Regions from separate parts of the Homo sapiens genome. Here region 2 is linked to region 1. Evidence: read pairs that join two places in POLR2A ChIA-PET (ENCODE). Cell type or tissue: OCI-LY7. All regions are shown on one strand. Each heading gives the region's core, and the rest is flanking DNA. Links, peaks and the distances in the headings are about the cores only.

Region 1 (8,000 bases), core at 1-4,000:
CTCTGTCGCCCAGGCTGGAGTGCAATGGCACAATCTCTGCTCACTGCAACCTTTGCCTCCCAGGTTCAAGCGATTCTCCTGCCTCAGCCTCACGCGTAGCTGGGATTACAGGTGTGTGCCAGCATGCCTGGCTAATTTTTTTGTATTTTTAGTAAAGATGGGGTTTCATCATGTTGGCCAGGCTGGTCTTGAACTCCTGACCTCAAGTGATCCACCCACCTCAGCCTTCCAAAGTGCCTGGGATTACAGGCGAGTCACCATGCCTGGCCTGGGGATTTCAGTTCTTAATCTCCTTTCAGATTTGCCCATACTCTTTTCCTTCAGTCATCTCTGAGAGAAAACCCAGAGGTCCTTCATGGCTGGCTCAACTCACCGTCACTCAGGACAGCAGGGTCTTGCGGTCTGTTGCACTGTGGAGATGCAGGGGCGCCTGTATGGGCGAGTGGAGTTGTTCTGGGTGGAAATCCCAGGCCGGCTCTTTTCCTGTGACTGTGATGAGTGACTCAGCTCAGAGCCTCCTGAGCCTCATCAGTACAGTAAGGACCACAACACTGAATCCATTGTAAGGGTGAAGACACAGTCTGCAGAAAACTTGGCACATAGTGGGAATTTCAAACGCTTTAGCTGGTTAAAGAGAATTGACCATTTCTGCCTTTCAATTTCTCAGGAGTCCCTTTTCAGGGAGGTCGGCTGTCTAATTTGGCCCCTTCTACCTCTATGCATCCTCCTATAGCCATGCCCTCGGTGCAAGTGAGGCCAGCCTGACTTCTGTTCTCTGTAAGCGGCAGGCTTACTCCCACCTGAGGTTTTGCACAGGGTCTCCCTGGCCTGGGCCACTCTTCCATCTGATGTTACCACAGTTGGTTACTCTGACCTGTCTTTAATGCCCCTTTCACAAATCTAAACCATCCAGGGACAACAGATAAGGAAAATGGAGTGGAAGCCTCACCACAGATGATGGTGCAGTGCTGAGAAGCATCGGATTCGAGACAGACATAGAGACCTGGAGGCACTGAATGGAAAAAAGGAACAGAGGAGACAAGAACATGCAGACAGAACAACATGGGCTTTGCACAGGTACACGACAAACACAAAATGCACAGCGGACATGCGGCTGCTGCGGGGCAGGGCTGGTATGGGAACAAGACAGGGTGTGTGTGCGTCAAACAAGGCAGAAAAAAATGCAGCCTCGGGTCGCTAGGCATCGCTTCATCCTGTTAAATTCCCCAAAATAGCATGTATCGCTGTCAAACATGAGCATCAGGACTTTTATCCAAACAGGAAAATTTTCTGTTCTTTTAGTCCCAAGTATATGGAGCACACTTATTAATTAGGACATTATGACGGGCTCTGTGTAAAAATGGGAAGTGAATCTCTCAATATGTGTTTAGTGAAATTAAAGGTACATTGAATCTACTAAAGAAAAAAAACACTTAAGCCTGGGAAATTATCTTTGTGTTTTTTCCTAAGTGATTATTATTAGACACCAGAATAGCACCAAACCGAAAAAAATCTCACGACTGAAATATCTCAGAAACGACATTTCAATATATAAAGGAGACATCAATTTTAAGTTACAAGTAAGGAGAAATTTGGAAACAGAACATACAATTTAACTAAGATTAAGTCTTTCAAAATAATAAGCAGCACTCTAAAACTGAAATCAAGAACGATTTTCATGACTATTTGAATTTTTTTAAATTAATGTTGGTGTTTTTTTTGAGACAGGGTGTCACTGTGTTGCCCATACTGCAGTGAACTGGCAGTGTCATAGCTCACTGCAGCCTCAAGCTCCTGGGCTCAAGTCATCCTTCCACCTCAGTCTCCCAAGTAGCTGGGACTACAGGTATGCACCATGACATCTGGCTAATTTTTTAGTTTTTGTGGAGACGGAATCTCGATATGTGGCCCAGCCTGGCCTCAAGTAATCCTCCTGCCTCAGCCTCGCAAAGTGCTGGGATTACAGGCATGAGCCACGACACCTGGCCTAAATATTTCTCAAAAATAAACCAAGAATGATTTTCAAGGCCTAAGAAAAAGACATGGCACTGATGAGATTTTGAAGACTTTTATTAAAAGTAATAAGCATAGTTCATTCACCCAAAACTGACAGTGGAAAATCTGAATGTTTCAAGTAAGTAGAGGAAATTCCCCCAAATGAAGAGGGGATGACAGAGTCCTGAAGTTAGCTACTGGACACCTTCAGCGGCAGACACTGGAAGATTAGTTACAAGAGGGCTCGACAGGCCTGCAGGTAAAACAAACAAAGCAAAACAAACTGAAACAAGAAAGCACAGCCAGGCTCTCTCTCCCCAGCTCAGCAGGAGCTCCAGCCCCAGCTGCCATCATTCCTAGCACTCCGGTAGCAGCGTTACTATTACTAACACTTACGGTATCTTCAAAATCATCCTCCTGGCAACCAATGTGAAGTCACCACCAGGCCCAGAAAGTGGCTGTGACTCTCCCCTGGTGGCCAACACTGCTAGCTGCTGACCTAACTTCCGTTACCCATCCTCTTCCTCACTACCAGGCCCGTAGGTACTGCTGTGGGGTATAAGGTGCGCAGCTGAAGAAAATGCATTTTTCCAGCCCCCTTGTGAGATGGGGTGGCCATATGACCACGCTCTGGTCAGCAGAATGTCAGTGAAGTTTTTGGGTGGAGATTCCAGAAGCTTCCTGAGAAGAGGGCTGGCGGGATGGGCAGGGATCCCCTCTGTCTCAGGCCCTCTGCCGCAGAGGTAGTATGAGGTCAGGAGCAGGAAGCCCCCACCAGCAACAGGCAAGAGCGAGCAGCACCATGGGGTCCCCAAGCCAGCCAGGGACTCTCAGCGACAGGAGAGAAAGGCAAGCCTCTGCGTTCTCGCAAGAGGCTCTTTTCTGGAGGCGGTTTCAGTTTTGCGGTGCTGAATCCAGTTCTGTAAGGGAAGAAAAAGTTATTTCCTCACCCATTGCTAGGTTTATGGCTGAGACACCTATCATAAAAGACAGATAAACAAGAGAAAAGCAGGCGAATTTATTTCATTGTATGTAATTTTTACATGACACAGGCACCTTTAGATATGAAGACCAAAAGGCACAGGGAGGCCTGTGTATCTTTAGGCTAAGCTTGATGGAGAGCGGACAGTGGTGGAAAAGGGTGAGTACACAGAGCGGGTGTCACCTGATGGCAGTGAACTGCGGGAATATGCAAGGTGCCAGATTTCAGGGTCTTGTGTCCCAAACCCCATTAGTGTCTAACTCAGTGTGGATATAACTGCTGGGACGCTAGCAGCGGTCTCTTTGGAAATTGCCAGAGCGCGCCACCGCGGCTGCTGGGTCACTGGGCTTCTGTGTTATGATGGATGCTGTATTCGTCATCCATCATTTGTGGTGTGTTGTAAAGCATCACAAACTGGGTGCCTTTAAACAACAGAAATTTGTTCCCTTACAGTTCTGGATCCCAGAAGCCTGACATCACGGTATCGGCAGGGCCGTGCTCCCTCCTGGGAAGCTTCCCTCCCCTCTTCCCTCTTCTGGCATTGCTGGTGCGTCAGCCCGGTCTCCACCTCCGTCTTCACACAGCCATGACCCCGTGTGTCTCTCCTCCTCTTCAGATGTTCTTCAGTAAGGACATCAGTCATGTTGGATTAGGACCCACCCTGATGACCTCATCCTAGCTCACATCTCGATGTCATCTGCAAAAATCCTATTTCCAAAGAAGGCCACTTCACAGGCCCCAGGACTTAAGATTTTAATGTATCTTTTGCAACAAACACCTTAGCGAAATTTCTTGCAACACACACCTTGGTTTAATGTTCTTGAACTAATCCACTGGCCTCTGGGACTCAGGCATAGCTCTTTGGGCCTCTCAAACTGGCCTGATGTCCTGGGACCAAATTTGCACTGTGCCTAACCTTGGGCTGAGGATTTTTGCCAGAAAGCTCTGGTCTCTCATACCCCAGGCAGGCCCATCCTTCCAGTCCTCCAGGCAAAGCGAATCTGAACTGTGTTAGTTCTAGGCTGTGCCAAGTCCAGGCTCCCTGAGGTTTCTACACTGCCTTTATATTTATAGATCTTAAAAAAAAAAAAAAAAAAAAAAAGGTACTGTTTCTGGTATGGTTTGGCTGTGTTCCCACCCATATCTCATCTTGAATTGTAGCTCCCATCACTCCCACTTGTTGTGGGAGGGACTTGGTAGGAGATAATTGAATCACAGGGGCAGTTCCCCCATACCGTTCTCATGGCAGTGAGTAAGTCTCACGAGATCTGATGGTTTTCTACGAGGAAAACCCTTTTGCTTGGTCCTCACTCTCTCTTGTCTGCGGCTATGTAAGGCATGCCTTTTGCCTTCCACTATGATTGTGAGGCCTCCCCAGCCATGTGGAACTGTGAGTCCATTAAACCTCTTTTTCTTTATAAATTACCCAGTCTCAGGTATGTCTTCACCAACAGGGTGAAAACAGACTAATACAGTTTCTCCCCGGCTTCCCTGAAGACCCACCAGTGTCAGAGGAAGGCGACTTCACAGCCCAGCACATCTGGGACTCAGCTCACTTCAAGGGTAAAAATCTCTTTGAAGTCACATGTTTTACTCAAAAAATCTCGTTAACTTTCCTTTTACTGCTTAAAGTACTTGTGTTTGCTTTCTCGTTGTAAGAATGGTTTTTTGCGCGTATCTTCAGGTGCAGTCAATGCCCAGGAATTGTGCACTACCTGCTCTTGAAGGGCCCTTTTCTCCTCAGTTCCTGGGGGTGCTTCCCCTGCTTGAGAAGCACAGGTCTTTCCTGTTAGGGGTTAGGGTTAGGGTTAAGCCCTCATGTCCCATCCTGGATTTGATCTCTACCACCCTGTGGAATGACAAGAAATCTATTTCATTTAAAAAAAAAAAAAAAAAGTTAAACAGCTTTCAAAAGTAAAAAAAAAAAAAAATTATTTTTTTTTAATTTCTGAAACAATTTTTAAATTAAAAAATTTTATTTTAAATAAATTGGGTTTTTGTCCCCCATTCCTGGCACGCAGCCCCTAAACGCCTTTCCTGAGTGTCAGGGCTGTCTTTGGTGTTGGCCAGGAGCCCCTTCCCATCACACCTGAGTGCCTGCTAACAAAGTAAGCGAGGCTGGGTCCTGGGACAGCCTCAGGATGGGGTGGGCATGAGAAAGACCATGCCAGTAGAGGGTGGGAACTTTCAGCCTCACCCACCTGCCTCTGGGAAAGGGAGTGGGGGTGCTGGTAATCAACCTCTATAAAATCTCTTAATAACTGTATTTGATGAGCTTCCAGGTTAGTAAACGTATCCAGGTGCCAGGAGGGTGGCACCCCCCAGCTGCTGCACTCAGGACCCTTCAGACCTCACCCTGCATATTCCCCACCTGACCGTTCATCTGCGTCCTTTATAACAGGGGCCCCAACGCCCTGGCCACAGACCTGCCTACGTGTGTGTCTATGTGTGTGTGTGTGTGTGTTTGTGTGTGTATGTGTAGACAGGGTCTTGTTATCTTGCCCAGGCTGGCCTCAAACCAGGGCCTCAAGTGATCCTCCTGCCTCAGCCTCCCAAAGTGCTAGGATTATAGGCATGAGCCACAGTGCATGGCCTCTGTTTCTTTTTTATGTTTTCATTTTCCCAACCCATTTTGAATGTTTCACTGCTCTGAAATGGTCTGTCAAATTAGTTACCTGAGTTCTCAAATACGTGTCCTTGTTTTCAAGGGTTTACATAAGTAACCACCCACTTTAATCAGAACACTATCCAATTGACTGTCTGAGTACAGGAATCTAGTTGGTTTTCTTCCAGTCTTCAACTGCAGAAAATTTCTTTGCTTCCAGATTTTGTTTCAAACTATTTCTAACTCCAAGTAAACTCGTCCATTTGCTTAGGGTTAGCCCACATTCCCCGCATCCCCCATCTCAGACAACACCATTGGGTCTCCCAAGATATCCCAAGGAAATCAATAACAATTGATTATTATTAATTCTCTGACGCTCTTATCCATGCTTGGAAACACGCACTGACTACTGAATACAGTTGAGGTTCACATCGTAATTTTGTTTTCTAGTAAATCTGTCTTTACTAATAATAGTATTTACAGAAGAAAAAGTAGAACTCATTCTATTTTTATCTTGGAATGCATGATACCTCCAGGTAAAGTGGGGTTTTTTGTTTTTTAATGTGTAAGTTTCAAACTGTTAATTTAGAAAACATTTCAAACTTACACATGAGTTGCAGTCATAATAAAATGACTCCTTCAGCTAGATGTATCAATCGTAAACATTTTGTCACATTGTCTCATAAAACATGTTTCACGTCTCTCTTTCTCTCTTTGCATATATGTGTAGATACTTGCATATGCACTTAATTATGTTCAGATTTCATCATTTGAGGGTGATTTACAGATATAATGATCCTTAGCCCCTAAATAACTTCCTCATATATCTCCCAATAAAAAGGTTATTCCCTTACATAACTTCAGTAAAATGACGAAATTCGGGAAGTTGAAGGTTGCCATAATACTATTATCTAATTTACAGACTAATTCAAATGTCACCAACTGCCCCAATACACTGGTAAACGTATAATGCTTTAGGGGTATGTTGAGGTCCTGTCAACTGAGATGAAGAGATGTTAACTTGCTTTTGAAAATGAGTCTATATCATTAAAAATTTCTAAATTCCAAGTTCTATGGTGAGAAAGAGACTCAGTCAATAGCAGTTATTTAAGTATTCAAAAACCTATTGGCACGATGACTTTGGCAACATTTAGACTAAAATTGAAACCATGCAGAGAAAATTAACATGGCCCCTGCACAAGGATGACACAGAAATTCATGAATTGTTTAATTTTTTTTCTGAATAGAAAAAAGCAATCTGGACTGAATTGCATTCCTCTAAAATTCACGTGTTGAAAGTCCAATCCCCGATGTGACTGTATTTCTTGATAGGGCCCGTAAACGGGTTGTTAGGTAAAATGGGGTCATGAGGGTGAAGCCCTAATCCAGGAGGACTGTTGTTTATATAAGAAAAGGAAGAGATACCAGCGACACACTTGCATAGAGAAAAGGCCATGTGAGGACACAGCAAGAAGGCAGCCGTCTGCACCCTGAGAAGAGAGGCTCATGAGAAACACTCCTGTTGGCACCTTGATCTTGGACTTCCAGCCCGCAGAACTGTGTGAAAATCCATTTCTGTTGTTTAAGCTGCCTGCCTGTGGTATGCTGTTACGGCAGTCTTAGCAGGCTGGCACACTGGGTGAAAATAGAGGTAAAGGCAATAGACTCACCTTCTCGAAAGTTTCTTAAATCATATTTGATGGCTGAAGCAAACCTAACACCATATGATGTAGTGCTCAATGTAAAATACTTAGGAACATTTTATTTAAAAAGTAGGAAGTGTCAAGGGGCCTAAATGGAAGTAAACATTCAATACTTCACTCAAAGTGGTACCATTTTTATATGAGGAGGCTATGATAAGTTACATCTATACATATGTATATGTGTGTGTGTGCATATATATATATATAGAGAGAGAGAGAGAGTACAATCACCAGGAGGACAATACAAGGTTATATGATTTTTAAATACATGAATAAAGTAGAAGGGAATTCTAGAAAATGCTGAGGTAATCTACAGGAAGGAAAAGAAAAGGAAATGAGAAACAGAAAACAAGTAATACAGTGACAGACTTAAACCCTAAATATCAATTCTAATCTAAATCCATCAGTTCAATGACAGAGGTTGGCAAAAATAGATATAAATACACTACCCAACTACATGCCATCTACACATGTTGGTGGCTCATGCCTGTAATCCCAGCACTTTGGGAACCGAGGCAAGCAGATCACTTGAGGTCAGGAGTTCGAGACCAGCCTGGCCAACATGGTGAAACCCTGCCTCTACCAAAAATACAAAAATTACCCAAGCATGGTGGTGTGCGCCTGTAGTCCCACCTACTCGGGAGGCTGAGGCAGGAGAATCGCATGAGGCAGAGGTTGCAGCGAGCCGAGATCATGCCACTGCACTCCAGCCTGG
Region 2 (7,362 bases), core at 3,363-7,362, 210 kb after region 1:
GTCATGAGAGTCGGGGGGATGGTTGGATCATTTGTGCTGGGTCAGAGAGCCTCCCCAGCAGAACTCCTCTCCCTCTATGGCAACACCCAACCACTATGCTGAGTGTGGGTCTTTGCATTTTGGGGTCATGTTCACTTTCAGGTTTAGAAGTATGTCAATGGTTTTTAGCTTTAAATATTACCAAACTTGGAAGTTCACTGAAGGTTTATCTTTTATTAAATATTTCATGTCTAAAAAGTTAAATGTGGAAATATTAGATGATGCATGTAAATCGATGAAACACTGTTTCTTGTAACAATTATATCTTTCCAAAGGGAAAAGCTGAAATAATTAATATTCCACAGGTAGAAATCAATTCATAATGATGCACATACTTACATTTTTTATCAGGACTACCCATAAATATTTACTACAAATAATCAGAAACCGCAAAATCTACAATCTGGAGCCATCAGATATGTCCAGTGGGTTCATGTGCAATAATGGTATTTTTCCATTTCATTGTAAAGTCGTAGCAGTAAAAACCTCTAAAACAAGATTCTACATGTGTGTACACATGCACATACAATACAGTGCACATTCTATTACAGTGAATTACATTTGCAGAGTACTTGGTTACAGTGTGAATTACATTTGCGGACAAACCTGATGCTTCTGCTCTAATCACCATAATCATCCTTGAGGTAAATGGGGCAAATATTACTTTTCCTAATTTGCAGATGAAGACATTACTGCCTGAGGAAGATCCAAGATGAGAATCCATATTCTCTCCACTAGCCTACCCTCCTTCCTTAGTGTTCCCACCACATTTGAAGAGGTAATAAAATGAATTAGAATGCGGCTGGGCGCGTTGGCTCATGCCTGTAATCCTAGCACTCTGGGAGGCTGAGGCAGGTGGATCACTTGAGGTTAGGAGTTTGAGACCAGCCTGGCCAACATGGTGAAACCCCGTCTCTTCTAAAAATACAAAAATGAGCTGGGTGTGGTGGCATGCGCCTATAATCCCAGCTACCTGGGGGGCTGAGGCAGGAGAATCACTTGAGCCCAGGAGGCAGAGGTTGGAGTGAGCTGAGATTGCACCATTGCACTCCAGAGTGGGTTACATGGCAAGAGTCCATCTCAAACAAACAAACAAACAAAAAAGAATGCATATAGAATGTGAAGTTGAATTACTCATTAGAATTTTGGGTCATGAAACAACTAAGAAATACTATGCACAATAACAATATCTTTTTTATACAGAAAAATCTAATGCCTTTTGATATTTGATAACATTGACCTTGGTAATTTCTTGAAACAAGTATCTCCTAGAAAAATGAGTGTTGTCATTTTCAGGTGTAAAAACAAAAGCCTTTAGGGCTTTAATAACTCTTTTCACGATCTTATAGTCATGACACTGAGAGAAGCAGTATTTTTACTTCATACCTGTAGGATGTGGAGAAAGACATACTAATTTGTAGCTTTGCTGGTGTTTGGAGGACTGGAGGTTCTGTTGTGTGCTAAGTAAGAGAAAGGAAGAGGCACAGGGGAAAGACGGGGGATGTGGTGGTGGTAGGGACTGGTGGTGAAGGGCAGGAAGGGTTGGTGAGGCCCTGTGAGGCGGCAGAGACCTCTGCCTGCAGCAGCGATCTTGACAATGTGCCCTTGTCCTTGACTTTGCTCCTTTTCCAACACCTTCTCCCTGCTCCCATGCCAGCTTCCAAGATGGCCTTCCAGACACACCACCAGCACCCACGTCCTAGTCTGAGGCTCTATTTTGGGAACCAGAACTAAGACATCTACACTCATTTAAGACAAAGTGAGGGTGTGGACAGGAGCATTTGGACTGTCAGGGTCTGACATCTGGGATATGCTCACTAAATGCCAGCTGCCATCACCTCTGCCACCACCTCCACCATCACCCTTACCATCATTCCTCCATCACCCCCACCATAATCTTCACCATCACCTCCACAATCATCCTCACCGTCCTTCCTCCATCACCCCCACCATTACCCTCACCACAATCACCTTCACCATCATCTTCACCATCTCCACCATCATCCTCACCATCCTCCTCCATCACCCCCACCATTACGCTCACCATCATCTTCACCACCTCCACCATCATCCTCACCATCTCCACCATCACCCTCACCATCCTTCCTCCATCACCTCCACCATCCACCCTCACCATCCTTCATCACCCCCACCATCACCCTCACCATCATCTTCACCACCACCTCCACCATCACCCTCGCCATCCTTTCTCCATCAACCCTACCATCACCCTCGCCATCATCTTCACCACCACCTCCACCATCACCCTCACCATTTTTTCTCTGTCACCTCTGCCGTCACCCTTGCCATCCCTCCTCCATCACCTCTACCATCACCCTCCACCATCATCTCTGCCATTACCTTCCATTATCTTCACCATCACCTCCACTATCATCTCTGCCATTACCCTCATTAGCCTCACCATCATCCCCATCACCTCCACCATTACCTCCACAATCACTACCATCATCTCTCACTATCATCTCCCACCACTCCCACCGTCACCTCCATGATCACTGCCACCACCTCTGCCACTTTTGCCATCCCTTCATCACCTCCATCATTTCCTACCATCACCTCCAAAATGATCACCTCCACGATCACTCCCGCCACCTCTGCCACCACTTCTGTCATCCCTCCACCATCAGCTCCATCCCTGCTCCCACCATTACCTCCACCATCAGCTCCATCCCTGCTCCCACCATTACCTCCACCATCATCTCCACAATCGTCACCTCCACCATCCCTCCACAATCACCTCCATCATCACTCCTGCCATTATCTCCACCATCATTTCCACAATCATTCCCTCCACCATGCCTTCACCATCACCTCCATCATCGCTGTCGCCACCTCTGCCACCACTTCTGCCATCCCTACACCATCACCTCCATCATCATTCCCGCCATTACCTCCACCATCATCTCTACAATCATCACCTCCACGCTCACTGCATGAAGTTGCACTGAGATGTCAACAGCAGAATTGGAATCAGAGCCCCTGACTCCTTCTCTTTCAGCCCTTTTACATGAACACGGGAACAGCTGTTGGTGCTGCTTACCAGTGGCTGGATTATGATTTACTATTGGATTAGAGAGGAATTTGATGATGCCAAGTAAAAAAGCGTCTGATGGGCAAACGAAATAAGGCCGGTCATAAACTGTGTGGACTGCAGACAAGGCCAAATTCAAAGTATTTTACAAGAACAGAAGTATACCTCTGGACAAGAGCTCTACTTGTTTGTTTGGTTTATGAACATGCAGGGCAATCATTCTGCAATATCACTAAAAGCATGGTGGTTAATTTTATATGTCATCATGGCTGGGTTATGTTACCCAGTCTAGAGGTTGCTGTGAAGGTGTTTTTCAGGATGTGGTTAACACTTAAGTCAGTCGACTTGAGTAAAGCAGTTACCCTGCACAATGTGGGTCAGCCTCATCCAATCAGTGGAAGGCCTCCTTAGGAAAAAGACTGCTCCCCTGAGGAAGAGGGAATTCTGTGGCAGATAGCCTGTGGTGGGCAACTGCCCCATCCATTTCTCCTTGGGGCTCCAGCCTGCCGGCTGCCCTGCAGTCACAGACTTCCCCGTCCCCACAATCACGTGAGCCAATTTCTTACAAATAAATCTCTCTCTCTATACACACACACACACACACACACACACACACACGCACGCATGTTCTGTTTGTTTCTTTGGAGAACCCTGCATAAGATACCAAGATAGTGGAAAATGTGAAAATGCTAAAAATGTTTTTGAAAATAATGTTTTTAGATGAAAGGCTTAAAAGATGCCGAGGATAAGGCCAGGTGTGGTGGCTCATACCTGTAATCCCAGCAATTTGGGAGGCTGAGGTGGGTGGATCACTTGAGGTCAGGAGTTCAAGACCAGCCTGGCCAACATGGTGAAACAAAAAAGTTTTAGTACAAAACTTTTTTGTACTAAAAATACAAAAGAGTTAGTCGGGTGTGGTCGCACACGCCTGTAGTCCCAGCTACTTGGGAGGCTGAGACAGGAGAATTACTTGAACCCAGGAGGCAGAGGCTGCAGTGAGCCAAGATTGTGCCACTGCACTCCAGCCTGGGTGAGACAGAGCGAGACTCCATTTCAAGAAAAAAAAAAAAATATGCTGAGGATAAAATACCTATACTACTTACATAAAACCTATCCCCTGGCTTCCTCAGAAATCATATGGCTATTTCAGAATCTGAATATTTAAAAGCAACGCTGGGACATGTACTCACTTTAGCTGCGTCAGATATCGAGTCCCAGTTTCCCCCAGAAAGGGCATACTTCCCACTGCCGATCCGCGCCAGAATCTCCTCAGGGGTATCGTCTGGCCCATTTGCAAAAGGGGTAAATCTGTATAATTAGACAAATTTGTGGTAATGAGCTTGTATTTTACAACCTAAAATAAAGTTTGCAAGTTGATATCACCCCTTGGCTGTTCAAAGGAATAGCACTTTGCTTCTCCCTCCTCTGCTCTGAAGCCAGGATTCATGGGAAAGCGGAACTTACCTCTAACACTATGCCCGTTTTCCTTCCTTAGCAATTGGGTGGCTAGAGGTTGATGGGCAAGTGGGAGAGCCCTGTGAGACCTGTGCTGTATCCCCTCCGGACCCAGGTAAACTGGGATGGGGTGGCCTAGTGAGTTGCCTGGTGCCGTGGTTTCCACGGTGATGGTGTGGCATCATGCGAGAGAGCCTGAGACGTGGAGTCTGAGAGACCCACGGTGGATGTATTCCCAACTCTGTGTTCTTTGACAAGTTAACTTTTTGAGCCTCCACTGCAAATGCAGAGTGTATGCACAAATACACATACATGCTTGGTGCAGCTCTGGCCATATTCCAAGCGCGTGGGAGGTGTTCATGGTGTCCCACCTTAAAACACACCCACACACTCCTAGGAAAGGAAGGACACGTGTGCTGCCAGCGCTTCCTCTAGTGGGAAAGTGTGTGATCTAGTTTTCCGTATAGGCAAAGTGAGTATTAGAAGCGTCACAAAGTAACCTGACTGTGGTATTGGTAAGAAACTGAGGTTCCTTCCTTTGCTACTGCAGTCCTCAGGGTGCGGCTTCAGGGCCTGATTTACTCTCCTTCTGCTGTGGACACTACCTGTTGACTTATGATGAAATAAGTGAAAAGCAGGCCAAGCTCATTCATTCTCATGAGGGCATTCAAGCCATTTTGCTACAGCAAACAGGATTCGATGGTCTAGGGTTCTTTTCTTTTTGCCTCCATTCAAGTATTTAATAAACGTAATAGGAACCAGCGGATCTTGTAAGATCCTAGACCTTCCTGCCTAGAAGCAACCATGGTGTGTCCTCTTCTCACTCAGGGGAGAGGGAAGGGAGGCTGGTACAGGTTAAAGTGTTTAGCCCAGAGTCACGGCTAGTGGCGAGTGGGGCTCAGATGGAAGTCAGCTGTCTGGATGGCAGGCCCAGGCCACTTTCTGTAACACCACGTGTCTTACCACAATGAACCGGCCCGTGCATGACTCATGACCACGAAACCCAGGTACAGATGCTGTTTGACCCTGAAGCTGCTATGGGGCTTTCGGTTTAAGAGGATGTCTGGAAGGCACATCTGTTGCTACCTTTTAAAACAGTGGCAGGTGCAGCAGAGAGAATGGGGACTATGCTGGCAAAAGACTTGATGTTTTGTTCATGAGCTGAGTTTAAAGAAAATGGGTGGCTACATTTCTTGTCCTTGTTGTTCAGTTGTCCTGAGGGGCTAAGAAAGTCTGCGAGTGTTCACTCAAGGCCTGGGAGTGTTTGCATACACGTTGGGTTTGCCCACATGCGCACACTAGGACAGGGCTGGCCCTGGTCCCCTGACAGATCAGCCACTGAGGCTGCTGCCCTGTGTCTCCTCCTGACACCTGTTTGAGGTGACTGCTTACCCTGCCAGCATGGTGTACAACAGGATCCCCAAACTCCAGATGTCACACGCCGCATCATAGCCTTGACGCTTCAGGACCTAGGAGGGAACGACAGGACACCGGCACGCCCTTCACTAAGGACATTCAGATTGACAGCACGTTTCTCCAGCGGCATCCTACGCCGGCAAGCTGGGGACCAGGAGGAGGGCGGTGCCATGTCTTCGGTGTGACCACTGTTTCTTAAGGCAAAGCCAACCCTAAGGTACTGCAGTGGGACTCCTCCCAGGCCAGCCACATGGTAAACTAGTACTCTTTCCAGACACATGACAGACAGGCTGAAAAGGAGGGCCTTAATTTTTAAGGCAGAAGGATTTTTCTGTTACGGTAAAATATGTATGACATAAAATTGACCATCAAAGCCCTTTTTAAGTGCACAGTTTAGCAGCATTAAGCCCATTTACATTGTGGTGCCAACATCACCACCATCCATCCACAGAGCATTTCACCTTCCCAAACTGAAACTCTGTCCCCATTAAACAACAACTCCCTGTCCCCCAGCCCCCAACACCTACCCTTCTACTGTCCGTCTGTGTGAATCTGACTCCTCCAGGGACCTCATAGGAGTGGAATTATGCAATGTTTGTCTTTCTGTGACTGGCCCATTTCACTTAGTATAACACCCTAAGCTTCCTCCAGGGGTCAGAAGTTCCTTCCTTCTGCAGGCTGGACAATGTTCCGCTGTGTGTGCATGCCACGTTTTGCTTACCCATTCATCCACCGAGGGACACTCTCGTGGCTTCCACCTTTTGGCTGTTGTGAATAGTGCTGCTATGAACATGGGTGGACACATGTCTCTTTGCGTCCCTGCCTTCAATTCTTTTGGGTATATACCCAGAAGTTCCATTCTGGGCTACGTGATAACATTTAATTTTTTTGAAGAACTGTTAAAGCAGCAAAACTTGTATGCATCCTAGGATTACATACTTCAGTAGAGGGCAATCCTCTGATATAGTTACAGTTGAATAACAACAAAGGAAGCCACAATGGTGCTCATGGATTACTGCAGATGACTGGATTTAGCATTAAATATCGAGTCGGGAGAGCTCGGCTCAATTTCCTTAGAGATGAGAGCAAGGAGCCTGTCCTTTTCTCTGTATCGCTGCTACCATGTGTGAGCCTGCACCATGGAGGGGACCAGCCAGCGCATGCTGAATGAATGTGGTGCTCATGGTGCAAGCCTCACTTCCTAATCCATCAGCGGGGTGACCTTCAGAAGTCACTTACACACATGGAGCTTGTGCTTTCTGACTCTGTGAAACATGGTTAATAGATTTTACCCTGCCTACTTTGTATGGTGGATGAGAGTGAAAGTAAAAAAAGTTGGTAAAAGTGCTTTGTAAATGGCAAAGGAATATCACAACCTAGGGCATTCTACAATCAATAAA

Evidence for each region. ChIA-PET counts read pairs that join two places held together with the same protein. Peaks named below come from ENCODE experiments on the same cell type or tissue, not always from the same donor. Only the 100,000 strongest peaks of a DNase experiment are listed, where the experiment ranks them.
Region 2: POLR2A ChIA-PET joins it to region 1 with 6 read pairs; 2 of 35 experiments call an interaction of 5 or more read pairs at or near these places.

Annotation. Positions count from the first base shown.
Region 1 is chr6:166,202,687-166,210,686 of GRCh38, forward strand. It overlaps the pseudogene RNU6-153P. Among named protein-coding and RNA genes, the nearest start is that of LNCDAT, 39 kb to the left of the region's middle. RefSeq lists an enhancer at 2,707-3,906. In OCI-LY7, for the core only: a CTCF peak has its summit at 2,466 (motif pointing left); a DNase peak (open chromatin) is centred at 2,485; H3K4me3 peaks cover 1,887 bases; H3K27ac peaks cover 1,829 bases.
Region 2 is chr6:166,413,944-166,421,305 of GRCh38, forward strand. RPS6KA2 (ribosomal protein S6 kinase A2) reads right to left here. Exons shown (of 21, transcript NM_021135.6): 18 at 5,939-6,015; 19 at 4,282-4,399. All of the region lies in intron 1 of LOC124901460 (a long non-coding RNA gene), which reads left to right. Among named protein-coding and RNA genes, the nearest start is that of MPC1-DT, 34 kb to the left of the region's middle. RefSeq lists an enhancer at 5,579-5,648. In OCI-LY7, for the core only: no CTCF peak of the experiment used is centred there; a DNase peak (open chromatin) is centred at 5,568.